2 separate regions of the Homo sapiens genome follow, and region 2 is linked to region 1. A link is a loop called in an ENCODE intact Hi-C map of the cell type or tissue named here. Cell type or tissue: MCF 10A. All regions are shown on one strand. Links, peaks and the distances in the headings refer to the core of each region. The heading gives the core; the rest is flanking DNA.

Evidence for each region. Peaks named below come from ENCODE experiments on the same cell type or tissue, not always from the same donor. Only the 100,000 strongest peaks of a DNase experiment are listed, where the experiment ranks them.
Region 2: it touches region 1 in a loop (26-fold over the local background); 1 of 110 quality-filtered maps calls a loop at or near these places.

What each region holds. Positions count from the first base shown.
Region 1 is chr10:104,800,951-104,816,350 of GRCh38, forward strand. All of the region lies in intron 1 of SORCS3 (sortilin related VPS10 domain containing receptor 3), which reads left to right. Among named protein-coding and RNA genes, the nearest start is that of SORCS3-AS1, 140 kb to the left of the region's middle. RefSeq lists enhancers at 8,025-9,224, 8,391-8,914. In MCF 10A, for the core only: no CTCF peak of the experiment used is centred there; a DNase peak (open chromatin) is centred at 8,511.
Region 2 is chr10:104,321,302-104,336,701 of GRCh38, forward strand. All of the region lies in intron 1 of ITPRIP (inositol 1,4,5-trisphosphate receptor interacting protein), which reads right to left. ITPRIP-AS1 (ITPRIP antisense RNA 1) reads left to right here and starts at 2,063. Exons shown (of 3, transcript NR_120622.1): 1 at 2,063-2,269; 2 at 2,637-2,722; 3 at 5,038-5,444. RefSeq lists enhancers at 2,419-3,149, 5,668-6,313, 6,314-6,959, 8,898-9,543, 9,544-10,189 and 1 more and silencers at 8,076-8,125, 10,150-10,444. In MCF 10A, for the core only: no CTCF peak of the experiment used is centred there; DNase peaks (open chromatin) are centred at 6,920, 8,120, 8,640, 9,280 and 1 weaker place.

The DNA.
Region 1 (15,400 bases), core at 4,040-12,039:
TCTATGAAGTGTTTTATTATTTAGCTAGTCAGCACTGAGTCTTCCTTCTCCTAAATTTGTAGAAATCAGTCACTATTTTATTGCTCTTTTTCCATGTGTGTATGTTCACTTTTTCTAGCATAGACAGGCAGCTTTATTGTAAATGGTAAGGGGCACAGTCAGATGGCCTGGGATCAAATCCCATTTCTGCCACTCATTGTTGGTGTGACTTAGGGAATGTCACTTAATCTCTCTGTGCCCAGACTCCCTCATCTGTGAAAATGGGGGAATCAAGAGGGCCTATTTCATATGGAAGTTTGGGCTACTAAGTTAGGGCACAGTCACTTCTATTAGTTTTCTGCTTTCTCTTTTCTCTTAGAGGAAGGCAGCGTAGGGGAGTGGGCAGGCTCTGCAGCCCAACAGATCTTTGATTATAACCTCGGAAAAATTATTAAACCTTTTAGAACTATAATTTCCTCACTTGTAAAATGGGAGTAAGAATGTCTACTTATCAGTGTAATTTTGAGGAATGTAAAAATATCACCTCTCTTAAAGGGCCAGCTCCCCACCAGCCACAGATGAATGCTCAATTGAAGTGAATATCCCTTTTGAGCCTGTCACTCATGCTGCTGTGAACATAGTGAGGACTGAATGAGTGTGGGAATGAATGATGCATTGCGGTTCAGTGTAGATGGGATCTTTGAAGGTAAGATATGGATCTGTTGCTGACATGATTTTTACATCTTAGGACTTTCATCTAGGGATGTATGTTTTGAAGCAGGGCCCGAAAGAAGGAACTGAAGCATTGAGGGATGCATTTAATTCTTACACCAAAATCTTACATGAATTTACAGATACGTAAACTCTTACAGTGTCATTGTAGTACACAGCAAGGGCAAGCTTCAGATCTGTTAAAAAATTGGAAATTTCTACCACTTTTGAAGGTCTTAAGTTTAAACACTGATAAGAATAGAACTTACAATGATTCTGAAAGATCCTGGCTTCTTTGATGTTAAAATGGGAATTGTATTCTCTGAGACCTACTTCCCATTGCCAGCTCACTAAGCAATTGCTCACATTTTCTCTTTTTACTTTATTATATTTTAAGACATTTAAAATATTTTGGTGAGTCATTCTTCTTGGTAATTAGTTGTAGTGATTAGAATAGCTTTTATATTCTAAGGCATTAAGTTTATTTTATACACCTCAACATTATTTTCGGTAATGACCTAGAATTTAACAACGGTTTTGCAAAGATTCTGGCTCTCTGAAGCCAAGAGATGGGGAGACTGTCAGGTGATAGGAAGGGAGGGCCTAAAATCTCCATATTCTGCTTTTATTAGGCAATCAAGATGAGAAAATAGCAAGAAAGAAAAGTTGAAAAGCAGCCACAACAAAGATGAGATTTTATAGGGTTTATACAAAGTTGATTTTTCAAAATCTTGTAATAGTTTTTGGAATTGAGATAATACTTTTAAACCTGAACTGATGGATCTCTTTGGAATTTACAGAAAGAGGTGCTAGGCTATGATTTCCCCAAAAAAGTAATTGACTTATCCTGGGAATAGCCAGGAAGCAGCAAAGCTGGGAAAGTGGGGAGTGTGTAGGACCATGAAATCTGGCTTCCTGATTGGATGGAGCAAAAACAAAGAGAGGAAAGATACTCAGTTTCACCACTGTGTGGTTCAAGAGTCCAGTTAAGACCTATTGAGCATCTACAGAATCTGGTTCCCTGAAAAATGAAACATAAACAGAATTTGTTGCTATTAAATGCTATGGACAACTTTTGGACATCAAAGAGGTCACCATTCTGGTAGTGGGGCCTGGAGTCATGTGCTCAGAGATCTTGGAGAGAGAGCATAGAGAGTAGGAGACACCAAATTGAGTTTTTTCACTCTTTTCTCTTTCCCTCCTATGGCCCTGATTAGTTTGGAGCATAGGCGAGGCTTCTGTTATCATGAAACCCAGAATGCTGAAGCTTGAACAATATGGAGATTTCTTTCTCTCCAATGTCCAGGTGTAGATGGGTGGTCCAGAGAGGGGAGGTAGTTCTGCTCCGCAAGGTCATCCAGAGACCCAGGCTTCATCCACCTTGTTGCTCTACCACCCTCTAAGTTTGTCCTTTTCACATAGTTGAAGCTACTCATTGTCACATGCATGCTGATAGGGAGACAGAAATTTCTTTTAATGAAGTGACTCAGAAATTGCATGTGTCACTTTCACTCACATTTCACTGGATAAAAAGCAAAACAAACAAAAACTTAGACTCATGGTCACTTCTAGCTACAAGGAAAGTAGAGAAGTCTGTAGCTGTATGGAGACTGAAATTTGGTAGAAGTGGTTCTGTTTCTAAAAGAAAGAGAGGGGATGGGTGAGGGAGGAGAGCTGGTAGTCTCTGTTACAGATCCCAAGACTCTGTTAAGTCAGTGGCTTTCTGATTCTGCTGTGAGGTCCCTTAGGGTTCCTCAGATTTCTCTCAGGAGCTGCCTGTAGGGGAATGGAGAGGCTGTGGGCTGAGCACTGAGCATTGGGATTCCAAACCTCTCCTCAACCAGCTCACCTTGATTTTACCTGTATTATGCATTGGGTTTTCACATAACTTTCCCTTAAAGAAGGTTTTCCTGGGCTGAAATATTTTTGAAAATCACTTCTGTAAGCACTTTCTATAATCCTGTGTGTTGCCCATCACTAGCACTTTTTCCCTTCTCCCTTATTGCCACTCTCCCTTTCTGGCTATCTCTGGGTTGCTGTTTATAGGGAATGCGTTTAATGTTTCTATGTGAGTCCCCAGGCTCATTTATTCACTCAAGCTCTCACTGCAGGTGAGTGACCCCATTTTTTACTTCTGGGTTCTCATGAAAGGCAGTATTATTTTTCTGATCATTTTCTCCTCCAGCTCTTCCTTGGAGAGTCCTCTGCCTCCTCCAGGGCCCAAGGTTTCCTTTCTTGACTAAATTTACTGCTGTCACAGGGATTTCCAGCTCCCTACTAAAGGCTGTTTCAAGCTCCAGAGAAAGACCAGCCCCATCCTCTTTTACCACACAAGACTGAGACCCAAGTCAGCCCTGGAGAACTGTTTTGGGGTTTCTATTCACAAGTTTGTGGAGCTATATCATCCTTTGCCTCCTCTAATTACCTTGTTGGCATAAACGGTTCTATTATTTTAATAATACCTTGAAATTTCTTAGGGCTTTTCAATTTCCACAGCTTTTTCACATGGATCATCTCACTTGATTCTGACAAGTGTCCAGAAGATGAGCATCTCTAGAATGCGAATTTTGAAGATGAGGAGGCAGGTGCTTTGCAAAGATGAAGGAACCTGGCCCAAGGCCATATGACCACTAAGTGGCCAAATTAGGATTTGAATTTCGTTCTTCCAGCCTTACATTTCATGTTCAGAAACTCTTGACTATATGAATTGTAGAGAGCATGAAACAGGTTGTTGAAAGTTTCATGATTTTTGCTTCATAGGAGGGGCCCAAAGCAAATGTTAGTTTTCTTCCTTCCTTATTCTACCTGATACTTTGGTAAGGTGCCCTCACTTGCATGATTTTATATATTCTTCACAGTAGTCCTGGGAGTAGGCAGGGTGGCTATGGTTATCTGCATTGCAAAGATACAGAGGCCACGATAGAGGAAGTGACTCTACCACTGTCACACAGTTAGCAGTAAAACCCATCAACCAGGGCATAGTGCAGTCCTGTTCCATGAGCTGAGCTGCATCGTGGAAGTAGGATCTTAATGCATTTATTTTGAAAGTTGATATTCAATCTTCAGAAGTCAACAAAACTCCTGGCAGAGATAGAATAAGATTTGGAGATTTGATACCATTTAGGAAACCAGAATAGATGCCAAATTATCTGGCATGAGTTGGGCAAACTTACTTGATTTCAACTGGAAAGACTGGTGATGGACTGGCTGGTTGGTGTGAGCCTCCTGTGTGCCTTAGGAAAGGGTGGACTCTAGCTAGATACTCTGAGGTTTCATTCATTCACTTGTGCATTGATGTTATCTAGTCACTCAAATAAGTGGAGTTTAGATAAGTAGATCCATGAGAGAAGACAAACGATGAGTGTCACCCTTAGTTGATTCTCAGATATTGCATAGAACTGACTCAGCTTTCTAATACACCTCACTCACACATAATGAACACCCATCTGTCACTCAGTGAGTCATCAAGGGGCCATAAGCCATGGACCCTGCACTTCAGTTGCTTACCCTTGAGTAGAAGGAAGGAGACATGTACACAAATAACTAATACAATGAGAATGTTATTGGGGTTATAGGAGAGATGCAGATGCAAATTGTCTTGAGAACACAGAGGATGGGAGTAATTCCAGTTGAAGGGCCTGGGAAGCTTTCATGGAGGAGGAACCACATGAAATAGCTTGACTAATTTTGAGAGGGTGACTGAAAGTCATCCAAGCCTCAAGAAGGAACATGAGCACAGGCTCAGAAATGGAAAAATGCAAGGAATAGTTAGGAAATCTCAAATTTTCACATGTTGTTTGAAAGTGGTTTTGGCTAGAAGAGTGTGGAAGACATTTTTTTTAAAAGGTGGGTTGGAGTCAATTTCATGAAATTGGAGGTGGGGCCAAAGAGTCACCCTGAGGAGTCAGGATTTACCATGGGAGGTAGTAGGGAGAAATGTCAGTTTCCAAGTGGTGTGTGATAGAATTTGACAAGGCTTGAGGATGGATACCAGTTGTAACTACTCTTCTTGATGGTGGGATCTAGGGACATCCAGAGTAGGGAAGGGACCTGATGCAAGTAAAAGCCACAGCACCCATTCTCACATTTCCCCTGCCTTCAATTCCTGTCATTTCCCAGCCTTCTCATGTTCTTCATGCTTCAGTTTGTGGTTCCAGGTTTCCTCTCTTCATACCTCACACTCTCTACCCTTGCACAAACTCTCTTCTTCCTGTTCTTGCTTTCCCCTCTTTACTTATTCTTTTCTTTCTTTTTCTCTTTTTCTCTCTTGCGTGTGTAAGTCGTAGTATTTTGTAAACCCCTATGTCAGATATCCTGCTTCTCTTCTTACAGATCATCCTGGTCTGCATTATGAGGCCCATGGAATGGAGCAAGTGTTGGGAGATAAGTTTGGAATATTTGGGGGTTAATATTTTTGGCCACTTTTTTACTTTCTGTAAAGTAAGCCAAGTTATCCTTAGCTTCCAGATGAGAAAGCAGAAGCACAGAGAGGCCAAGTGTCCTTCCTAAGACCACATGGCTAGTAATTTAGAAAGCCAGGAATCTAAACAGGATATTCCTGACTAACCTATACTACGTCTTTCCACCATTCTAGCTGTCTCCTCTGAGTGTCCTTCCTTTGTGCCCAGAGGGTAAGTTTAGGCATAGAGAAGTTTGAAGACCAGTTACAGGTGACACAATAGGATTATGGATAGTGGCTTCAAAAAAACAGCAGCATAATGTCTCTGAATGTGACTTATGATGCTGTAAGTTCTAGAACCCTCTTCAGTTGGGGTGACATGAGAGTAATCATGGTAGTGGCATTGTAAATCAAAACAATTGCTTTGGAAGCCAACGTTGCAAGATGTACCCAAAGCCACAACATTGTTTATTACCTTTGACTAAGTAATATTACACCTTGGAATTTATCCTAGGGACTTGTTCAAAACTGAAAATATGCTAAATGCATAAAAACACATTAAAAGGGAAATAACGTAAGTTTTGTTTCATAATAACAATAATGACCATTTTGAAGGCTTTGTGGAAAAATGAGAATATATTAATAGGTTAGTTGTCAACAAAAAAGTAGTTTAAAATGGTATATGTACTTGATCCTAACTCTGTACAAAGGTCTACATTTTGTCCAACTACAAAGAAATCATAAAGATAGGAACAGTTGTAAGAGGCTAGTGTGATTATGGGTGACCTTTTCTTTCTCCTACAAATTATCTTGGATGTTTTGTGGTTTTCATAATGAAACACATGGAAGAGAACTAAGGGGTGTTTGCCGTTTTAGGGTTTAGTCTGAGCTGTTGAGATCTCCCTTTCCATTTTGGATGATGACACATTCTGGAAAACTTTCTGGACCTTGGGGAATTTTTGGGAAGAACCAGATTCTTTAGAGTACATCCTAATGTAGCCCAAATGTTTTCTTCTTGCATTCAGAATGCCTCTGGGAAAATCTAGGATGTGGATTCCCAGGAAGCATTTTCAGACCCTTGTGGACTGTTGCTTTTAAGAAATGGTCTGCTCTTTATAATCTCTTCACTAAGCTCCTTGCTCTCTGTGTGTGTGTGCGCATGTGTGTGTGTGCGTGTGTGTGCATGCATGCGTGCGCATGCACATGCATTTTGTACAAAAACATACCACTTTTTATTCCATTTTCAGCTGAGTGACAATATGGTACATTCTGTTTGGGGATTCCTTGGCCCATGGAGAGGTCTTGAGGAATTCATGAACACCCAGATATGAAGTGGAAATTTTTATGTGAATACATTATATATTTCTTTGGAGAGAGTATCTACCATTTAATCATTTCCTTTAAGAGTTCTTAAAACCTCTAAATTTAAGACAAACATGAACTATCAGGGCAAGGTAAAAAATAGAGGTTACTAAACTGGAGGACATTGGAAGAAGAAAAGAGATGAGTGGCTTTCTAGAAGTCTAAGAATCCTACGTTTAGAGCGTCTCAGGTTGTGGGGGAGGGTGGAGCAGCATCCATTCTCCAAGTGCTTTCTTCACCTCTTTTCTCTTTATTTTTTTGAAACGTGAGGCTGATTTTTGTAGTTGAACTTCTTGAATATGAGGGTGACAGCTCAAAAGCTAAAATCATTCTGTGGCTTCCAACACTTGCTGCTCTCCCAGCTTGTAACAGATGGATTTATAGCGATGATTCCATAGAATGTGATGCATGAGGGAGTTGTCCTCACACCAGAAAAAAAGGCTTCGTAATTTACTTTCAAATCTGGTTTTGAGTGAGGGCTGGAAGGCCTGCCTCTGCCATGATATGAAATGGATTCCCAGGAAGGGGTATGGCTCAGTTGTCTGACCTTTACAGCATATTTAAATGTATATTATGGTGTTCACAGTCGTAAATAATATAGCTAAGGTTATGCACAGGGGAGAGCTGAGGGAAACATTTGCAGTAAAGCTGTGGGCTGCCCTGGCGGGAAGACAGGCACTTGGCTTTGAACTGGAATTTGGAATCTGGGTGGGGGGAGTGAGAGCAAATATTTTCCAAATGGTTGCCAGTTGCTTTGGCACCAACAGAACTAGGACTTCTGAAGCAGAAGAAGCAGGATACGTTCTGCTTTTGTGAGTTGGTGAAGGACATCAGAGTGGATCTTCATTTATCCATTTACCAAGGATTTATTTAGCAAGTACTATATTCTGGACACTAGGGGCTGAGGATGTAAAGACAGGGCTTTTGCTTCAAATAGTAAACAAGAAAATAGTGGATAGAAATAAATAAATTAGTATAATGTGTAATACAGGAGAAGCATGCATAGAGCACAGAGATAGCATGAAAAGGAATGGCTGACTCTAAATGGGGGCAACAGGGAACAATGAAAATATGGAGGTAAATGTATGATTTGGGTTTTGAAGGATAGGCATTCACCTGTAATGGATGATGGGAAGGACATTCAGATGGAGGGAAAAACATGTGTGAAGGCCTGGAATCAAAAAAGAGAATGAGGCATTGAGTAAAGGCAATTTGCAGTTGTTTCCATGTAAATGAGATGGTGGAAACCATCAGTAGATAAGGAGACTGGAGCCCATCATGAAGAAGCTCTATCAGCCATCTTATGAAGGTAAATTAACTAACATCTACTGAGTATTTACATCAGTTATTCTACTGAATACTTTGATGTGCACAATCCTATGAAGCAGATACTAGAATTATCCCATTTTACAGTTAAGGGAGTGGAGGCTCAGAGAACAGAGAATGAAGTAACCTGTCAAAAGTCACACAGCAGAAATGGACTGCTGGTAACTTGAAGACGTGCTGGTGATAGAAATAGAAGTAAATGGATTTGAGAAATATTTCGACGGCAAAATCAACCCATTGATTGCGTTGGCTATAGTAAAATGAGGGAGAAAGCAAGGAAAGATTTAAGAATGATTTTTCATTTTTTGTCATATAAAATGGGAAGGATAGTTACGCCATTCACAGAACAGTAGAGGTTTTGGGAGGTAGAACATGGGTTCAGTTTCAAATGTCTTGAGTTTTAGATACCTTTAGGATATACAAATAGGATTTAAAAGCTGAAATAGCCTATTTGTCATTCATCTCCCAAGACTTAGTGTCTTAATTAGTTGCCTAAGCGTTCTGTGAGTTGGCAATTTTGGCTGGGCTCAGCTGATCAGTTGTTCTGGTCTTGGTTGGGATTCCTCATACATTTGTAGTCATGCCCATGCCAGCTAACTGGCCCTGCTCCTGGGGGTTGGCTGGCTGTCAGCTGGGGTGCTAGGGAAGCCAGACATGTGTCTCATCCTCCAGCAGGCTAGCCCAGGCTTGTTCTTGTGGCTAGGCATGGTTCTCAAAGAGCAAGTAGAAACATGCAATGTCTCTGGAGACCTGGACTCAGAACTGTAACACCATTGTTTCTGTCATATTGTTTTGGGCAAAACAAGTAAAACGCCAACCTATATTTAAAGCCTGGGGTGATTGACTCTTGATTGAAGCTCAAGTTACAACAGGAAATGAGTGTGGTTGCAGGAATGTGTGACATCATGGCCACTGCTGCAGTTGGCCACACCTGTTCTCCAAGCGGGACTGCTTTATAGTTTAGAGCACATCTTGTACCACCTTCCAGCTCTTACTCATGATGTCTCCATCCTCATTTAATGAGCATTATTTTGTCGTCTGTTGTGTGGGATAGCTACTCTACTAGTTGCTTGGGGATACAGAAATGAATAAAACGTACTCCCAGCATATGAGGTTAAGGATGGTCATGTAGCCTGTTAGTGGTGAAAGTGAAGTTGCTCATCGAGCCACAGACTGTACACAGTGTCCTTTATTTGATGTTCTCCTGATGTAACCATGTTGAAGCCTCAGCCCCCTGGGATAGGGGCTGCTTCCTGGAGCTTTGCATGAAATGTGTCACCCACCAGTGGGTTGGACTATTTCTGAACATGCTTCCGACAGAAAGCATGTTCTTGTTTAAGCAGAGCCATATGCCACATCTTGAATGTTAAAATTTAGCCACCACTGAGTCATCTAGAGATGAAATAAAGGTTATGAGATTTTAAAAGCAGAAATAAAGGATTTTCACCTCTATTTTTATAATAGTTTTTTTCTGAATATAAAAGAAATAGGAGTATCTGTTGTAAGAAATTAGAAAATCTGAAAACATATAGTGAGGGAAACAGAAATGGCCTGTCACGCACTGGAGATTATGTTAACATACGTGTACATTTATTTTGTAAAATTAGATGAACACTTTATATAAAGATTTATATTTAACATTGTCATCATATAGTGTGTATATTTTTTAAACACTTGTTAATGGTATATGTACTGTTTTATGGATTGCATTTTACACTTAACATTATACAAGTAGACATTTCAATATTGTAAAGTAAAATGTAGAAATATAATTTCAGTCTCATCATATTAAGTAGTACAGTTTAATTATATGATTATTTGGCTGTTTATGTTGTTTCTGATAATGTGCTATTATAAATAATGCTTTATGACCTTCCTGAAACCTAAATCATGTGGGCATCTGATTATTTCTGCTGTACATAGTCTTAGAAGTGGAAATACTGGGCCAGAGGGTATAAGTGTTTTTAAAAGATTTCCGATAGATATTGGGAATTTACTTTGCTGAAAGGTGGTATAGCAGTTACATACTTGTCATCTGATTTTCTTTGCCTTGAGAACTATCTGGGTGGCTATTGTGGAAACTTTCCTAGCAAATATTTGTTTATTTATTGTTTCCTTCATTCACTTATTCATTTATTCAGTAAACATTTATAGAGCGATAGTGCCTAGGGAGAAATAAAAATGTCTGAGACAGATGGTTACACAATATCATGCATTTTTCAAAACTCATAGAGATGTATACCACAAAGAGTGAATTGTACTGTATGTAAATTTAAAAAACAAAATTCTAAAAATGATTAAGAAAAGCCCATTGCTTCAAGGAACTTAAAATCCAGGGAAAGAGATAAGACATGCACGTAATAATTATAACACAAAACAACATATTAAAAGTACCATATAGGAAGGGAAAATATTTACTGGTACATTTCGTGTGCCAGGAACTGGACCAGATATTTTACACATTCATTCATTTGTTCATTTCCTGGCAATACAAAGATGAAAAACCTGAGTGCCTGTTCTCAAAGAGGTCCCAGCTTCATGGGAGTGGGACCTGCAAACAATCAACCACCACCAGGATAATTACTCTAAGTTGCACATGCAAGAGAACAGAACTTGCCTGAGGGAGTTGAGGCTGGTTTCTGAGAAGAGAGGGAACTTGCCAGGAGACATGAAGGAACACAGTGCTTTGCCTCATTTACTCCTCACAGTTGCCTGGTGAGGCAGAGCTTTCACACTTATTTTACACAGGAGGAAATGGAAGCTATAGAGCTTAAGTGAAGTGTCTTGCCGAAGGTCACACAGCTGAAAAGTGGCAGAGCCACAAATTTTGCCTAGATATGTGCTTTCTGTCCTAGTCACTAGATCCCTAGAAAGGGACTGGAATTTAGGATAAGCATTGCAGGATGGGGAGGAAGTAGCTCTGGAGTAAGCCAAGAGCAGCATCTCATGGGGAGAGGTTCATACGCAGGGAGTCAGGTCAGAGACCAGAGGCTCATTTAGCGGAGCGGTGCAGGGCAGATGATGGTGGCAGCCAGATAGCAGACAGCCTTACATTCTCGGCTGAAGGCTATGGACTTTTGCAGGCAGGGAAATGATTGATGTTTTGAGAACAAAGGAATGGCCTGCCAAGAGATGTGCATCAGAAAACATCAATCTGGTCTCAATATATGTTATTTGGGTGATGGATACCCTGAAAGCCCTGCTTGACTATTATGCAATCTATGCATCTAATGAAATTATACGTGTGCCCCATACATTTATATAAACAAAAATAAAAGGAATTGACAACCTAGAAAAAACAAAGAGGAATGAATAAATGGAAATGCCAAAGAGAAAAAAAATAACTTGGTAGTAGCACCCTGAAAGGATCCAGATGAAGGGTAGACAGAGATTTCCATCTCTCTTGGAGAACTCTCCTGTTCAGTGGTAGCGCACCTAGAATGTCAGAGTAAGGACACAGTGCATCTTAGTCCAGTGATCACTTCCCCACTAGCTAGGCCCCATCCTTAGTTATTCCCAAGATTTTGTTTCCTTATTCCAGCAGTTGCGTATCTAAAATGTCAGAGTAAGGACGCAGTACACCTTAGCCCAGTGATCACTTCCTCACTAGTTAGGTCCATCCTTAGTTATTTCCAAGATTTTGTTTCCTTTATGAATCCTGTCAAAATAGTAGACAAACTGAGACCTAGCTTTTGTTGTATTATTTCAGTTAAAGCAAATAAACAAAACCTCTTCTACTCAAATATTATTTCCTTTGCCTTTTCTACCTCTACTTCCAGCTGGCGATTCCAAAAATAAAAAGCTTTGTTTCCTCAAATAATAACAATGCACAATGTTGGAATATTCCAGTGAGTCATACATTGGTAGTCACACACAGGGATGGGGGCGACTTTAACCTGAAAACTCCAGCCCCTAATGGGCCTTTCCCATTGGAACCAGGTTTTACTCTTAAGGGCCTGGGTGGAGCTTGGGCCCTAAGTGTGGGCTATAAGCAGGGGCTGGATGAGTAGACAGCAAGGCAGTGCTGTGGAGTCTAGCTTGGAAAGGTAAACATCCAGAGCCAGTAGAGCTCAAAAGCTCTCAAAGGGTAACCAGAGCAGTATTTGGAGGAAGTATGCACCAGTTTCATCCCCATGTCCTTCTTGAAGGGGATGCTGTGGGTGGATCATGGGTATATGGATTTTAAGTCTTTAAGAATCAGAATGTAGAGCCCACCTATTTCTTTTCTGTGGCACTGCAATTTGCCCCCAGCTCTAACTTCAAAACACAGGGCCTTGGTCTTTAGTTCCAAAATCATCTTAGGATAGTTTTCTTACTCCATGGCCTACTGGGCCCTGGCCTGCTTCACCATTTTTTCAACTTCATCTCAGATTTATCCACCACCCTCCAGGCTCCCTGACTTTCCTTTGGTCTCTTAAATGTGCCAAAGTATTTTCAGCTTCAGGGCCTTCACTGCTGCTATTCCCTGTGAGCACAGTGCCTTTCCTTTTGCTCTTCCTCAAGTGACCAGACAGTTCCCACGACCCGTTCATCATCTGCTAAGGGTGTTTGTGACTTCACATTGTGAAAGGTATCCTCACTTTATTATTCTCTAATTCAGGAAACTTCATTGCAATTAGAGATTATATATTTATTTTTTTGTTTAGTTTACAAGACTCAGTCACCCCTACGACTAGATTTTATGCTCCATGAATTTAGGGCTGGCCTGTTTTATGTACTAATATACTAATCTACATACTCAGTTCAGTGATGGGATCACAGAAGGGGCTTCAGTAACATTTGTGGAAGGATTGAACCTGGGTCATTTCCTTACCGTAGCCTTAGCAACTCATTTCCAGTGTGCTGGGTGCATGTATAGGACAGAACAGGGTGGCTCTCTGCTCTACAGCGTTGGGTCTAATGGCCTGTCCCACACCCCTTAGCCTCTCTTCATGGGTTGGTTGGAGCTGATGGCGCCAAATGAGAAGATCCCACTGAAGATGCTCCAGGGGCTGGCAAGAATCACTTTAAAGAAAAATAATCTATCTCTTCCATGAAATGAAAATAGTAACCAGGACGATAATGTTTTCATGGGTTTGAGAAAAAAAAAATTTCTTCCACCATTGTCGTGATCATTTTGGAAATTCTAAAATCTGTTTCTCTGGGCAAAGAAAAAATTTATCTCACTGATGAAGTATATTTAAGGGAGTTTTCTTTTCTTTCTTTTTTTTTTTTTTTTTGCCAGGGGGTGTGGTCTTTAAGAATAGTTTAGGAAGACTTATGTTTTTTTCCCCCTATTCCAGAGTCACTTTGCAACTTAAGTAGAAATTCGTATATGTTCTCTCATCTCTTAATCATGCACAGGCTCTTCTAGAATATCTCTTACCTGAATAGCTTCTAAGGGGCTAGTCACTCACAGCAGTGGAATGGGCAGTGTTTGGAGTCTCAAGACACAAGGGGGGAGTTAAATCAGCTTTCCTTTTTGTGGAAAATGGGGTTCAGTGACCTGCCTTCTGTTTCCTCTCTCTCTTCCTACCTGCAGTGAGTAGTATTACTAGCCTTTTCTATATTCTTTCCCTCCGATCTTCCTGCTCTTCTTTCCCACTCCAAAGGCACATGCCATGCAAAATATTTGAACTAGACCCTCCTCCAAAGCCCAGCTTTTACACTGACTCACCCTCAGCAACCCTGAACTAAGACTCCATGTTTCAACTGTCTTTGTCATTCCTGATCAGCATGCCTCTGTGCCTTCATAGACGTTGTCCCCTTTCCCTGGAATTTTGCTCCATTCCTATCTCCCGCCAATGCATGTCTCTATGTGTCAGACCCCTATTCATCCTCTAGAACTCAACTTGGACATCAATTTCTCCTCCTGGAAGCCTGCCCTGATTGTCAAATTCTGTTCACTGACAGTACCTCACGCTTTCCCAGACACTCTCATTATATTGTCATAATATGTTTACACATCTAACTGACTAAATGTGAAATACTCTGGAGGTTGGGCAGGACTGGGTCAAATTTATCATTTGCATCATTAGGACATAGTAGATACCACTTATTAATTAATGGATGTGGAGAGCATTTTATTTGCTTCAAGACCTATGCCAAAATAAAACACAGCAAGCTAATTATTTGTACTTCAGCTCCCATTTTTAAGTCTTCTCACATTATTATATATTACAAATATAATTGGTAGTTAGGATCCTTCCTTTCTGTTTATCTTTATTGTCAAGTCCTAACTGAGCCCCAGTGTGTGAATGAGAGCCTCAAAGATGCTCTCTGTGGATAGAAGTGGAGGAAGAGGGAAGACACAATCCCTGTTCTCAAGAAGCTTGCAGTCTGAAGGAGGAGAAAAGACAAACAGCACTGATGGAAGGAGGACACCTGTGCGTGATTACTGCTGTTCTGTCAGTGAAACCCCAGAGATTTACAGTCAGTTATCACCACTGTAAAGAACAATGTGAAAGTCAGGGCCAGGTGCGGTGGCTGATGCCTCTAATCCCAGTACTTCAGGAGACCGAGGCCAGTGGATCCCTTGAGCCCAGAAGTTTCAGACCAGCCTGGGCAACATGGTGAAACCCTGTCTCTACTGAAAATACAAAAGTGGTGGCACACGCCTGTAGTTCCAGCTACTAGGAAGGCTGAGGAGGTGGGATCACTTGAGCCCAGGAGACGAAGGTGGCAGTGAGCCGAGATCACACCACTGCACTCCAGGCTAGGTGACAGAGCCAGACCCTGTCTCAAAAAAAAAAAAAAAAAAAAAAAGTCACCCACTGGGTATCTTGGAGCATAACATTATCGGGCACATTTAAATATAAATAAAGATTTGACATTGAGATACAAATTCACCACACTCCTAATTATTCAAAAATATTATTCTATCTTGATTGTCACCCATATACTTTTGTGCACATGGGAAATGCACCCATGTGCATTTCCACAATGACATACTAAATAGACACACTTTTTTTTAAGGTAGGCTTCAGGCAAAATCAATACATAAAACAAAAACAGTTTTTCATGATGCATTTAACTTTATAAGATATAATCTCATTAATACCAAGTGCCAGTTTATCAGTGGACACATATGTATTATTTCTATATAGCTGTAATAAGAATGAGCATACTTTTTGCTGTAATTAATAACTTCTGTATATTCATACGTTTTTTCCCCATAAGACCATGTAGTTCCAGTTTTCAATTTGTAGTAATGATATAGAATCTATCATAGAATATGCTATTAATTGCTTGAATATGTCCCTGCTATTGGTTATTTAGGTTGCTTAATTGCTTTTTCTCCCTGTGAGGGATAGCACTGTTATAAATATTTCCATACAAATAGCTTTTTTTCTTTTTCGCTTTTGAATTATTTCCATGGAATATAAGAGTATATTACCTAAAGTGGACTTAGCAGGTTAATGGGCATAAATAGCTTTGTCATTCTGCCAGAATGCTCCCTGGCAGGTCTGGGCCAGCATACAGTATTCGCAGGAGGATATGGGAATATCTGTTTCTTTATAATATCCTTAAATTTCATAACTTTGAAATGAATTTTCACTAATTCAAATGGCATTTTGGCATTTCAGAAATGAGTTAATTTGCTTTTCTTTAATCTGCTGAAAGCAAGATGCCAGGCCTTTTTTC
Region 2 (15,400 bases), core at 4,671-12,670, 480 kb before region 1:
CCTCTGCCCTTGTCCACAGAGAGGGGCGGCCCATGCAGTTCACAGCTAAACTTAGCCTGGCAACGCTGGAGTCACGGGGCAACAGGGGCTGAGGGAAGATGGAAGCTTCTGGGTGGCCCGGACAGAGGGCTGCAGGTGGCTGGCTGGGACCAGTGGTTTATTCAGACCTTTACTGTGAGGCTGGCCGGAAGCCAAGACCCTGGGAGAAATCCAAGGCTTCCTTCCTTCACTGGGGTCCCTCACTCCTGGGTCCCCCAGAGCCTGCAGCACTCCCCACCATAGCTTAATCCAATAAACACCACAAAGCATTGCCTAACACCCATAGCTCTCCCATTTCTCGAGCCCTCACTAGGATGTGCTGGGCACTGCACACACTAACCACTGTAAGTTTCTTTTCTTTTCTTTTTTTTTTTTTTTTTTGACCACTGTAACTTTCTAAGAGGTGGGTGCCATCCCTGTTTTGCAGATGGGTTAACCAAAGTCCAAGAGGCTAAGTCATTTTCTAGCCACAGGACTAGAAAAGCCATAGCTGGGCTGAGATTCAAGCTCATTCTGTCTGTCTTTGCCAGCAAAGCTCAAGTTTTTCCACTGTGCTACATGTACGGAGCACATACTGAGCTCGAGGAACATGATGGATGCTTCAGGGCCTGCAGTGATGAGTATGGCCTGACCCCTGGTAGCAAAAGCATTACAATCCACGCGGGAAGGTAGACAGCCACTACGTATGGAGTCCCCAGACAGAATGAGATGTGGGGCATAAAAGGCACGTGAGCTACAGGCTGCAAAATGCAGAGGAGGGAGGGAGCTTCCTTCCTGTTCTCTGAAGGCCTCTCCCTGTCTGGAGCTCTCCCTGCCCTCACCTGTTGGGGAGATGTCAGTGTGCAACTCCTTGGCTCCACCTTCACCTCCTCCTCTCCTTCCAGACAGAATTACTACAACCAACCAGGAACAGTAGGAGCATGTGTCCGGCCCCACAACCTGTTCATCACACCGCTTTTGCCCCACTGCCCATCTACTCCCACTGAGGGTTGACTGACCACAGCCTTAAGCAGCAGGGGTGCCCAGGACCCATTTCTTGGCCACCTGGTATTCCCTCTGGGACAGTGGTTCTCAACGTGCTTAGCAGCAACAGTGCCACCTGGCAACTTGTTACAAATGCAAATTTTCACAGGCAACCTGAAACCCGCTGATCAGAAATGCCAGGGCTGGGCCCAGTATCTGTGTCTCAACAAGCCCTCTAGGTCATTCTAATGCCCGCTTATGTCTGAGAACCATCCCTTCCCAAACCAGGCGTCCTCTGGGTAGGAGGGTGGGGCTCCTGCAGTGTCACAGCAGCCCACATCCTGGAAATTGCCAAGGGCTTGCCCAGCACACAGCCTGACAGATGCAATTAGCTCTGCTAATTACAACAGCAAAAGAAGGCCTGGCCCTGGCGTCACGTTCAGAGCCAAAAGGAGTAGCTGATAGGTTTCCTTTACGAAATGGAATAAAGGACTGGCTGAGGGCAGGGGAGGGCACTTTTAGCCGAGGCCTTGGGGGTGACTTGGGTCCCTTTCACTAGGTTCTGGGTCCTCCAAGAAAGAAGGAGCCAAGGGAGGCCCAAACTGCCATGAGTTTGGGCTGAACTCCTTCTGTATCCTGGCCTTGTGCTGCAGTTTCTCAGCCCCAGCTGATGAGGTACACAGTTGTTGGGGGGAAATCAAGCCAAATATTTAAGAAAGTCAGAATATAGAGTTGAATTTAGGTTTCTTTATTTTACAGAGGTAGAAACCGAGGCCTCAAGAGAAGACATGCTAGGCCTGGAGGGTGGGTGGAGTAGAAGAGGCAGGCTGGGTATCATCCCGTGGACCCTCCCAGGGAGCACCTGGCAGTGATTCCAGCACAGAACAGGGGAAGGGTGGTGAAAGGTGAAGATGTTTACATGACCAGCCATTTAGGAAGCAGGTACCCCATACTAGGCAGGATGCTAAGTACTCTGCATATGTTTTGTCATTTAATTGTCACAACCTCATTTAGGTAGTTGCATTAAAACTCTCTTACAGATGAAGAAGACTGATGTTCTGGGAAGGTCACTGGGTGGCCTCTAGGATTCCTGAGTCTGCAGTGCATGGCTGAATGTGAGCAGCACCTAGGCTGAGTCTGCCCCTCCCTCTGGTCTCCTTCCAACCCCTCAAGGGACTGATGGAAAACTGAGTGGGTCCTGCCTCTTCCCCTGCCTGGGGGTACCTCTGCAGCATCATTGTCAGTGGTGACCACCAAAATTATCCAGGTTGGCTGTCTCCCGAGCTTCCCAGGCCTTAGAAAAACAGGACTTTGAGAAAGGAGCATGAGTTCTACCCTGAGTCTTGGTTTTAGAGTTTGGAACTCATGGGCGGGCGGTCTGAGCCATCGTGAAACCCTCCTCCCATGGCCCAGCCTACTTGTCTCACCCTCAATTCCATGCTTCTCTCTAGCAGGGCTCACGCCCCATGCTGCAGTGACACCAGCTTCCCATAGCACAAGGCCAGCTCAGGGCCCTTCTCCAGGCACCTGCCCCTGGATCTGGCCTATCTCACCCTTCCTGGAACTCCTGCAGGTCAGGCCACCTTCCTGCTCTTTACTGTGTCACCCACCGGTCCCTGCCTTCCTACCTACAGTTCCAGCATGGTCAAGAAGCTGAATGTTCTCCTGCAGCCCCCAGGGTACCACGCACGGGGCTGGGCACACTGCAGGCTCCCAACATGTAAGTAGGAGTTGACTTATTGCACATTGGGAGGAGGTGGCTGGTGGCAGATAGAGCTGGGGAGTGACATGTCTCCACCAACTCCCTCCTTGTTGCCTAACTCAGGACAGAGGACACAGCACAAATGGCTCAGTAACAATGGCTCTGAATGTGTCACTGCTCAGCCTGATTGGCTCCCATCCTTCCAGGACAGTGGGACAGGAGAAGGGCTTTGCTCCAGCAAGTGCAAGGTCTCAGAGCTGCTCCCACCAGGGCATCTCTGGCTGGGTCCCTCTTCACTTGCACTCCAAATGGGGACAGGAGAGGGAATATAGAGGGGCAGGTGAGCAGACTGGGGCCGGAGGCTGGGCCCTGAAAGGGGAGGGAGGGACAGGCAAAGAAAGGAAGTGAGGAAAGAGGAAGGAAGAGGACCAACAAAAAGATCATTGAGAAAGTAGGTGGAAAGGGTGCGTTTGCGGCTCTGGGCTTGCCGCACTTCCTTTTCTTCTCGGCGTCCTTGCAGCCCTGACCCCGTCCAGTCATCTGCCCCCTCTCCCACTGGGCAGGACCATCATGTTGGCCAACCCACCTCCCCCAGACCTGCCACCCTGTGGCCACTGGGCTCCTTCCCTTCCTCTCTCCAGACACCTGTCTCGAGGACCCGGGTTGTAAAATCAAGTGTCTGGGAGGGCCAGCCCGCAGGGAAAATGAGCGGGGCTGCAGTGGACAGCTGAGAGGAGGGGACACTGGTCGACTGGATGGCACATGCTTCGTCTGAAGGGGCGAGTCCCCACGCCACACATTCTGTGCACCCAGAATGACAAGATCTTTTTTTTCCCAAAGAAAAGCCACTAATCTGGACTTTGTCAAAATCCCCCCATTTTTAAATGTTAGCTGCTATTTCAAAAATTCCTTAAAAACCATGTGAGCAACACTGGGTGCAGTGGCTCACACCTATAATTCCCAGCACTTTGGAAGGCTGAGGCAGATGGATCGCCTGAGCTCAGGAGTTCGAGACCAGCCTTGGCAACATGGCGAAGCCCCGTCTCTACCAAAAATATAAAAAAACTAGCTGGGCGTGGTGGCACATGCCTGTGGTCCCAGCTACTCAGGAGGCTTAGGTGTGAGGATTGCTTGAGCCCGGGAGGCGGAGGTCACAGTGAGCTGAAATGGCGCCACTGCACTCCAACTTGGGTGATACAGTGAGACCTCGTCTTGAAAAGAAAAGAAAATGAAATAAAATATGTTAGTGGCCACCCAGAGCCTGTGGGCTCTGGTCTGCAACCCCCCATGAAGCGTTCCTCAAGGTAACCCCTAACCCAGGACTCTCCTTACTCCTACCCCATCAGCAACTACTCAGCAAACCCACTATTTCCTCTGAGTCCATGACTCCCTGAAATACTGGCTCCACCTTTCTCCCCAAACCTAGGCCTGATTACTCCCGTGTCTCCTCGTTGGCCCCAGCAGCCACATTCGGAATAATCCTAACCAGCACTTATGAGGGCTGACTCTGTGCCAGCCCTTGTAGGAACTTAGTGTAAATGCCAGAGCAGATTTTCTTCCTTCCCCATGGCCTCTGCAAGGACTAGAAGAAAAGAGAGAAGAGGCTTTGTTGGGTTGGCATCCTGGTGACTTTTTTTAAGTCCCTCCCTCTTCCTAGAATGGGCCTTGAGGACACTTAATGCTTCGAGTGGGTGGAACCGGGCACCCCGAGTCCAGCCAGCGTGTGCACACGCGGACAGCAGAGGCTCGCCTAAGCAAAAAGGCCTAATGGTGCTGCGCTAAGAAGCGCTTGGTATTAGAGTAAGGCCTGTGGGCCCCAGGAGCCCCAACTGTCCCTCCCTAACCCAGGGGAGAGCCCAGACTGACTGAGTGGGATGCTGGGCTCAGAAGCACCCAGGGGTCAGTCTGGACTCTGGTGAGGTGGGGCAGCAGGACAGACAGCAGAGAGGGGAGAGCTCCACCCCAGTGCCCACCTGAGGTGGCCCTACCACCGAGCCGGTGGGGAAGTACACGCGGGGCAGAAGCTGCCTTTTTTTGCTCCAGCGAGCCTCTGTTGTCTGCATGTGGACACTCTGGCCGGACTCACAGGAGGTGCTGCTCACACCCGTCCAAAGCATTAAGTGCTCTCAAGGCCCACTCTCGGGAGAGGGAGCGGTTTCAAGAAGTCACCAGAATGCCAACTCTGTTCTCAGGACTGGGTCATGGGGGTGGTCTGCCAGCCAGCAGAGGCACAGGAAGGACAGAGGGCTGGACTCTGCTGGCTCTGGGTGGGTGAGCCACATCCTTCCTGTTCCCGCTCCTCCGCCGGCTGATGCACGTCCCTCGGCGAGCAGATGGAGAAGGCAGGGAAGCCATCCTCTCCCAGGAAGGACAGAGTGTCCCTCCGTCCAGCCACTCTGCCTGCCTCCTCCAGCAGGACATCATAGAAATCACAGCATCTTGGGACAGACAGACAAACGCCTGATCTCTATGGCTGGGTTGTGGAGAGGACAGTGAGAAGAGACTACAAGGAGTAAAACAGTAGCAGAGACAAGGAGGGGGCTCCCCTGCAACCCCTGAGCTCTGGCCCACACCTCCTTTTCTCCCACGCGTTCCCTCCAGGGCATCTCAGATCCATTCAACTGTGTGGGTTGAATGGCAGCCCTCAAAATATACGTCCTCGCGCTAATCCCCAGCCCCTATGAATGGGACCTAAAAGGGTCTTTGCAGATGTGATTAAATTAAAGAACTTGAGATGAGATCATCCTGGATTACCCGGGTGGGCCTTAAATCCAATGACAAGTATCCTTATGAAGTGACACAAAAGAGAGAGACAGAGGAGAGGTGAGGGGAGACGGAGGCCAGGATGGGAGTGACGCTGCCACAGCTGAGCATCATCTGAGACAACAGGAGCTGGAAGAGGCAAAGAGGGACTCTCCTCTAGAGTATCTGGAGGGAGTGTGGCCCTGATACCTTGATCCTGGTCTCCAGAACTGTGAAAATAAATGCCCACTGTCTTAAGCCCTCCTGGTGTGTGGCAACTTGTTATGGCCACCCCAGGAGACTACTGCAGTCTCAAAGCGCAATGCACCCTCCTCTCTCCCAGCCAGCTCCCCTCGCTGACCTTCCTCTTGTTGGGGTATCTCCAGTCTCCCCAGCCACCTCTGACCTGGCCTTTGCTCTGCACCGAAGCCTGGGGATTCCACGTGAGATGGAATCTCTCTCGTGTGCTGGCCAGCGTAGGCCTTTGGGGTCAGCTCATCTGAGCTCTCCCTAACACTCCAAACCCCCAGTTAGCTCCCCAACCCTGCACGTCTCCCCTCCCCATTTCAAGGGAGTCTTGTTTCCATGGGACACAAGTCAGCGCTTTAAGAATGTTCAAGGCCTGGCCCAACCAGCCTCAGAGGACCTCTTGGTTCCCTCTCTGCCTGGCCCGGCCACTTCAGATCATCTCCTGTCCCCCAGATAGCTCCTGCACCTCCCCACCATTCCTGGAAACATCCATGCTTCACCCCTCTGCTGGCCAAAACCCTACCCAACTGACCTCACAGCAAGCCCATCTCAGACTCCACCTCCAAGGAGCCTTCCAGGATCCCAAGACAAATCCCTCTTTCTTCCAAGGGATAGGAGAACAGGGGAGGGAGAGGGACATATGAATTAGGCCCCACTGAGTGCACCAGGTACCTCATGTAGGTCAGGTGGCTCTGTAGATGCACCGGCACACAGCAGGCACCCAACTGAGGCTGGTCCCATGTGTCTCTATCCTTGAATTATTGCATTTAACCCACGCAGCAACCCCGGGGGAGGGGGCCATCAGCCTCATGTCCCTGGCAGGAGCCCAAGGTGCTGAGAGGTGGGGCAATGTGCTCAAGGTCACACAACAGCCTGGCTCCAGGCCCCGTGTCGCCCTGGTGTGCCCGACAGCTGCCTCTGTCTTTGTCTTGCCCCATCACCTTCCTCACTGTGAGCTCCTCCAGGGCAAGGGCAGGGTCCTGTTTGTCTTTGCATTCCCCAGAGCAACTGGCATAGACCTGCGCTCCGTGCTAAGGACACACACTATCCTGGGGGCCCACAGCTCACACCATGCACTGGAGGCACCACTTTCACAAGACAGTTCCCCACAAATGCCCACCACTTGCAGGAAGGATGCCTCTCCCACAGCCAGCCTGCAGGGGAAGGTCTCCCTCAGCCTCCAGGATTCCCATCTCCGGTTTCTATGCGTGAATCACAGTGACAGCAATGCGCCCTCACCACTTCCCGTTGTCCTACATTGGCTTGGTCTGGGCTCGTATTCCTCCGAATTTCCCCTAGCCCTGTGGCCGCATCTCACCCACAAGGGTGCTGGTTTGGAGAGAGCATGAATACCCACCTTGGGGCAGGACATGCCAGAGTTCCCAAGAGTCGTCCCCTTTCTCTCTCTCCACCCCATGATCTACACACCCCCTGCCTCCAAGCAGAGCCACAAACGTTCAGGCAAAACCACACTTTCTCAGTGGGACAGGGAGGGGAGGCTGCACGCTTAGACGCAGGCTCTGCACAATAGCAGACACACTGACTCAATGGAAAGGGGAAGGGACTGGAACAGAACCGGGAGTAAACACAAAGGAAAACAAGGAGGGAACAAAGCCCTCCCTTGGCCACTCCCCGCCCCCTTCCACTTTCCCCCTTTCACTGAGAAACTAGGATGGATGGAATTAAATAAAGGGCCAGCACCCAGCAGCCACCTTCTGTTTGACCCCTGGATGGGAACAAAGAGAGCCCAGCTTAGAAAGACACTCTGCCTCTAGGAGATGGGGGAGGATGAACCCCCCAAGGCCTTGTCCACGACCTCGGAAAGGCTTGTTCCCCACCTCAGCCTCCCCACCCCACTGGTCTCTTACCCACGTCCTGGCTTCCTGAGATTCTAGGCCCCACACAGTGAAAGAAATCCCAGACTGTTCTTCTACCCGAGTCCCCCTGCGGCTTAGGCGGTACCTGACACAAAGCCTGGGCCCCAGCTGGGCTGGGGAGAGCGGGGAGGGGAGAGGAAGAGAAGCGCTGTGGGCCTCCTGCACGCATGCACACACACACACACACACACACATACACACATGCACGCACACACACACTCTCCCTGCAAAGATCTAAAAACCCCTTTCATCTCAATAAAGGGGAACAGTAACAGACACAAAGACAAAGGGGAGGCCAGCCCAGCTGTAAAAAAAATTAAGAGCGTCTTTGCTTGTGCTCTGCTGCAAGGATCTGGGCTGAACAATAGAGCCGGGCCTCTGCCAGCCCTCCCACACCAGTTAGTCAGAGCAAACCAGTCCTCCTCCTCTCTGGAGAGCAGAGGGCCCACATGGTAAGGCTAGGAACAGTTAGCAAAATTGCTCCCAGAAGTACCTATGACTACTCAGAGTCACACTCTCTACGGATTGCACAAAACAACCCTACTATGACATCATTTTCTAGTCACAGGGACGGAGCAATAAGGTGTGATGCGGGTGCTCCACCGAGGCTGTGCTGGCACCCAGTAGGTGTCCAAATAATGCCTGCTGAATGCATGGACCCATGACTCATATGTGCGTCAGTCAGACTGAGGTGGGCAGCAAGCAGCCACTGATAGTGTCAAGTTCACACAGGCTCATTTCCACTCCTACTGTCACCGAGAAAGAAACAGCCCAAAGCTCATCAGCTAAGAAGAGCTTAACAGTTTGCAGAGGCTTAGAGAACCATTGCTAAGGAGTCAAACTCTGGAATCAGAAGGCCTGGGTTTGAATCTTGGCTCTACAACTTGCTATGGCAATAGTGTCCAATTTATGGCCTTGTGGACCATCTCACAGTCACTCGGCAGTGCTTGGTAAATGATACTGCTGTTGGCACTGGTACTGGTGCTGCGGTCATGTCTCCTTTTTGATTTGTTAAATCGTCATGGTTGCATGTTAAGGAGTCCTCTGGGAAGAAGTGGGTGAACAACATCCCTGCAGCTCCTCCAGAAGCCTGGGGAGTATGACTAAGTTGTCTCCTCCACCTCCTTGTCTTCTTCTAAAGGCCCCAGGGGCTGACACAGAGGAAGAGGAGGAAGTTTGGAGACCTAGGAAGGTCAGCAGCACCCTCCCTTACTCCCTCCAATCTGGCATCATTGACACTGACAGCTCTTCCATTAGGTTCTGAGTACCCAGCTTTGGAAGAGGGTAGTTGCTATAATGAATGCTTGCTGAATACATGAATGGAGTTAGGATTGGGAAAAGAACCTCACTGCCTTTACTCCCAGGAGCAGGAATTTGAAATTCCTGGAGTGAAGTGGAAAGCTCTGGATAAAGTAACTTCTACATTCTTTCTTCCTGGGAGGGGCACTGCAGTCAGAAAAACAAAGTGCTAACAGTGTAAGTGCCTTGGAAAATCCCTTCCAGCAAAATCCCTTCCAGACGTAGCCCTGGAGACAGAGACGGTTGCAGCCCCGTTTGGTCTGGACTGGCCTTCATGTAACTGCAGGCAGACTCACTGCCAACGTTTAGAAAATGGCCCAGGAATGAACCCTGACACGTTTTCTGACCCTCAGCTGCCTTGCCGTGGACACCTCCCTTCTTGCTCAAGCTTCTTGTAGAAATAAACAGAGGATTACAGAGTAAGAGAAGGAGCAGAGAAGTAATTCTTCTTTCAGGAAAAAACTGGACAAGCCTCAGGGCCCTGACACACCATGGGAGGGTTTAATGAATTACAACCACTGCATCCCATTTATTGAGGCTTAAGCATTGCACAATAAAGCTTTACATGTATCATTCTCACATCAAACCTCTGAGGCAGGCACTTATCTCCATTTTACAGATAAGGCAACTGAGGCACAGAGGTGAGGCCACTCACCAACATCATAGAGCCAGGATCTGAATCCAAACCTATCTGACTTTCAAGCCTATACTCTTCCCATGAAGCCACGAGCTGTGCTGCTCAGTGACCTGGTATCTGTGAAACATTAGACATGTACCTATGGACTTTCCTCACCCGGACTGTTTAGGGAAGGGTAGGTGACAATCTAGATGAAATGTGGGCATGAAGCAGGGAGTAAAACCTAATGAACTTATGAGACTCCTTCTACCAAGATTCTGTGAGTGTGGCCTGGGCTATTTGAGATAAAAGGAATGGAAAGCCTTCTCTGCAAAAAAGGGAGTGAGGGCTCTCTTGACACTGGCAGGTAGGCATGTGTTGGGGTGAAATGTCAGGAAGCGGCATGGGTACATTAGGGACATTTTGGGGCAGCACACAGGGGTAGGACCCAGGCAGCCCCTGCTCTCCTACCCTCCAGCCCAGGCATGCTGCACCCCTGCCTCCTTGGGAACTTTGGAACAAAGTCTCAGCAAACAAAGGACGCGTTCGTAAACTTCAGGCGGGTCCCCCGGCTGCTGCTAAGAGGCTATTGAAGCCGGCTCCCATGAGAACAGTATGTTATGAGCACATGGTTTTGCACTAGCGGGCAGGGCCAAAATAATGACAACACCTTCCCTGCTGCTTTGATACAGGAGGAGGGGGCGAGAGTTGGGGGGACTCCTGCATCAGCTTCAGGGAAATGACCTAGAAGGGAGAGAAAGCAGTAGCAGCCCAGGGTTGCTTCCAAGCTGAGCCCCTCTTCCCAGGCAGTGAGTGTCCCACTGTGTTATGCACCTGGAAGTGAGTCATTTGATAATTGCGGGGCTTTGTATTTTTCCTAGGGACTTCCAGCAGAGGACTGCAAAGTGCTCTGAATATTATCAGGAACTGGTTGTTACTGTGCCTATTAAACAGAAAAGCAAACAGTGCTGGAAGGGAAAGCCTTTCCTTCCTTTCACCCTCAGATAGCTCAGGCCACACTCACAGAATCTCTTGGCAGAAGGAGTCTCCAAAGCTCACTAGGTCTGCTAATATCAGAGTGAGACAGCAGGAAGGGACCAGAAGTCTCAGGCCTGGAGTTGGTGGTCTGCTTGCTGTTTTCTCAGTATTGACACTTAAAACTTTGTGGGATTCTTTATGCCATCTGTATGTGTTCTGGGCTACAGTGTCCAGACAGACGCCTGAGGTGGCAGAAAGAGTCCAAGGCCCTGGGAGAGAGCAAATCTAAATTCGAATCTCTTCTCTGTTGTTGTCCGTTTGGGGCAAGTCCCTCTGAGTCTGTTCTTTCACCTGTAAAACTAGGATAACACCCACCTTGAAGGGCCATTGTGAGGAGGAGAAATAAATATGTGTAAACCCCTAGAATGGGGCTTTGCTCAGTAAATGAAGCCACTATTTTTTTTTAATAAGGCCATTCTACTTATATGAACAATGTCATATCCATAACGGTGGATTCTGCAGATTAATGATACTCTAATTTTTATTTATAAACCTGAAAAAGCTAGGTGCATACAAGAATTAGGGCAATGACTTTAGCCACCGAAATGCTGGACATCAGAAAAGCACCTGAAGTTATGCCTAGTTGCACAAAACAAAAACTTTAATCAGGTGCCTTCAAGTGGAAGGACAAGGCGATTCCTGAAACCTCTACAGAGACACCTACTATATCATCTAGTTTTTCATCTTTCTTCAGGGCAGGGAGTCCTCCCTTTCCTGCCTCTTTCGTCTCCTGTGCTGACATTTGGCAGCCCTTGCTTAGGAGAAGCAGCAGGCATCACCTGATAAGATGTGGCGGAAACACAGGTCACCAAGTTAAGAGCATCAGAACTGCTGAGTGACCTCAGCCTTGTAAACAGTGCCATCCCAGGGACAAGATGGACATCCATGGCTGCCCCCTCTGACTCCACTCCCAAATTAGCAAGTGTATCTCAAGCACACCCAACTGAAAGCATTCCATGAATTTAGTTTAACCCATCTAGAATTCCACAGGGAATGCTAAGTTGAGTGAGGTGAACTGTGAGACGGGATTCCTATCTCCAGTTGGTCCTGCCTCTTGGGGCAGTGGATTCCATACACTCTTCCTCTCCATGTGCATTTCATCATAACGCTCCACGAGGCCGCTGAATCCCTGGCACAGGCCATGCATAACAGATACACAATGGCTGCTCGATCAATGAAGCCCCCGTAATAAGGATGTGAGCATCCTATTTCTCACTCTCTTTTGTGGGGAGGCTGAAGAATGGAAAGTCACTTTTCTGATGGCCCCATCACTGCTCCAGCCTGCCCTTCCCCTAACCCTCCTTACAGATCCAGGCTGCAGGAGGACCCCTAAGGAGTCCCGTTCAGAGAACTGAAGGAGACTGCAGCTGTCAGCACTGCGCTCTCTGACCCAAGGCCTAAAGACCCACCACCAACTGACACAGCCCAGATCTGAGACTGCAGCACCTCCCTCTTCTATTCACCCTGCCGCTAACTGGGCCCATCCTCTCCCCAGCCTCTGAGAAACACACCTGTGAACGTTACACCTTCTATGTCCCTTCCCTTCAACATGCGTCTCACACTTGAGGCCGATTTTTCACCTCCCCGTCCGCCTTAGGGTGGAGGCGTTGCCCTGAGCAACAGTGATGTCACCTGCAGGGTGCTTCCGTTTCACTGATGTCACGGGGTGGGCCTAACAGATAGAGGGGGGATGTGCTCTCTGTGGGGAAACGTCACAGGTCCTAAACTGTTGAGGAGGGGTCTACAGGCCTCTGGGGCACTCCCAAATGACCCCTTTCCTCGCCCAGAAGAGCTCCTTACCCTTCCTTCCTCTCTGGATGCCTGTTAGAGCTCAGGCCTCAAATCTGACTTTCCCTCTGCCAGAGTCAGCCAAAAGATCAGGATGAGCAGCTCCAAACAAACTGCTGGAAAGACCACTGAGGATAGATGTCCTCCCCGTCTAGGACAGTCTAGGTCCCTACAGCCTTGTCCTTTGTCCAGACCTCAGAGGAGGGAGCAGTGACCTGATGGGGAAGTTGGGGCCCAAGTCGGCAGAGAATGCAGACCTCCAACCGACCTCTGCTGTCCTGAAGAGCGCACACTGGCCAGGTTTCCAGTCTGCGCCAGGCACGGTGCTCAGAGCCTTCTGTGCATCGTCTGGGTCAACCCTCCCCACAGCCCTGAGGGTCATCCCCATTTTACTGATGATGTTACCGAGACTTGAAGAATCAAGGCACCTGCCCAACTACTGAGAACGCCCAACCACCGAGTGGTGGAGCCAGGACTCAACTCAAGTCTGCCCCACTTCAAAGCCCGTGCAGTCACACCGCCTTGGCTCTGGGCACCTGGAGATGTGGCTCATTAAAGATGAGCCATGAAGGGCCTGGACAGAGACCAGAAAGAGCCCTTTAAATCTAAAGAGGCCAGCTGAGCAGGGCAGGCTGCCTGAGGCAGCCGAAGCAGGCACTGCTTTAGGAATGCTTCACCCCCTGGCCTACGCAGGGGATGCAACAACTGGCCAGCCTTGGCCCAGCCTCCATGCTGATTGGGGACCACGTGTCTTTGCTCTATGCTTGGCTTTCTATTGATCCATCCAGGTTACCGGATCATCCTCTTGATTTGCATATAGCACTTACTCTCATGGCCTGGCCCTACAACTCTGAGATTGTACAGTAGTTATCGAATTTACGCAAATGCAAATCTATGTCTCTGGGAGCTAATGCTTGCAAAGCACTAAACAAATAGGTAAATAAAATAAAAAATTACTACATTATGAGAGAGGAAAGGGAGAAATGCTACCAGGATTTCTCAGGGAAATACTGCCCTTGAGGCACTGGCCAAGGAGATGCCCATAGCCAGGCTGACCTGAGTATCCAGTCTACCTGGCAGCTATCTTTCTGCTGGTGAGAGGGCCGCAGAGGTAGACAAAGCCCTGCACTATTGGACATCACTGTCCCCCACCCTCACCCCATGCTGCTCCTGCCTGGTTCTGACTCCAGCTTTGATAAGCGCAGTCCACCTTCTGGTCTTTGGTTTCCCATATGGCTTGTCTAGGACGCAGGGAAGAGACGACATTCAGTCTGTGTGATGTTTGCGAAGTCTCCTTGCAAATTAATAAACCAGCATTCTGATTCGTACACCCTCTTCTGGGAGCTTTCTCAGGGTGAATCAGTAGCTTGAGTCCAAACCACTCTGAAAATTATGGAAATTGGGTTTCTGAGCGGGCACAGCTAAGAGCCATGCCCTGGGACAGGTGACGTGATCCAGGTAAACACCACCCTCTGAGCAATCTGCTGGGCACCAGCTGGCCCCTCCCAGGAGGCATCTTGACTTCCTCACTGATGAGAAGCCTATTTTGTTTAAAGTGCCTATCGACAGTACATAGTGAAATGCTCGGTTCCAGCTAATTAAGCGCTCAGCTGTACGGTGTGGAAACTAAGAGATCATGTATATGGAACTGTGAAATGGAGTTTCAGGAAGGGTTCTTGGACGAACTTGAGAAGGGCATTTGTGGGTGAATGGGACTTCAACAAGGAAGCAAGAGACCACAGATGGGGATTAGGGGTTTGGAAGGTCAGGACAGTTGTCTCACCTCCTTCCACTCGCTCTCTGCCTAGGTCAGGACCCTGCGTGCAGCCACCGCCGTTTCCCTCTGAGCCACACCTGGGGGCACTTACTCATCACCCTCATGCCAGGCCCCAAACTGGATCTGCCACCTCACACCGCCCAGAGATTAAGGAAAGTCACTTGATTCTTGGGCCAGGCTCCCCATCAGCCATCAAGGCCCGGCTTGCCTCTTTTCTTTCCTCCTCTGCCTCCTGCCAGATGAATTTCCCCTCCTTCCTCCACCTGGACTGAGAATGGGTATTTCCTCCTTTGACAGAGAAAGAAAAAGGCAACTGTTCTTCCCCCTTTCCCACGAGGGTTCCCAATTAAACTAGCTTTTTAAGCTTAAGTTGCTTCTTGGTCTATGAATGCCCAGTGATTAAGACTCACCTTCCAGGCTCTGGAACACTTAACATCCCTGTGCCTCAGTTTCCTCATCTGTAAAATGGAGTTAACAATACCTAACTCATACGGCTACTGTGAGGATTAAATGAGTTAATACAGGCTAAGTACTTTTGGGGAAAAAAAAAAAAAGCCTGGCGAATGTTAAGCCCTCAATAGTGGTTGTTTATCAGGGCTGCTGTGTGAATGGTGGACCAGGCAGTGTACTGCTTAAGGCACCTGGCTGAGGGGTGAGGATAAATCCAGCTCACATGCCACTTATCCAGCTATATGGCTTGGCTATGTCCACTCAAGTAAGGCCAGTATTTCTAAGAGGCATCAAGCCCCATCCTCTTGCCAAGACAGAGCACCTTATTCTAATTCATGCGAAGGACTGAATAGGCTAGCAGCAGCCCTGGAGGTTATCATGAACAGTTCTCAGCATCCTCCTGGCTCTGTACCCCTCCCCAGCAAGACTGGATGAGAGAAGGGTCCAGGATGGCCTGGTGTCATCCATAATAAAGTCCTGCTTCTCAGCTCCCAGAACACTTGGAGCACCCACCCCTTCCAAGCAGATTCTCCATTAAAGCCCCACAGGCTGCCGTGCCACCTCAACCCTACTGGGGCAGACTCTCAACTCGAAACATGGAACCTGAGTCTTGGACTCTGAAAGCACCTTCTCCTGCCCAGTTATTTTTTTTTGGGGGGGGGGGGGCAGCGGGGCATTGGGGGGTAGGTTAAAGACAGGGTCTGAACTCTGTCACCCGGATGGAGTGCAGTGGCACGATCCTAGCTCCAACCAAGTGATCCCAACCAAGTGATCCCAGCTCTAAGCCTGGAACTCCTGGGTTCAAGCAATCCTCCCACCTCAGCCTCCCAAAGCTCTGGGAAGACAGGCAGCCACCCAGC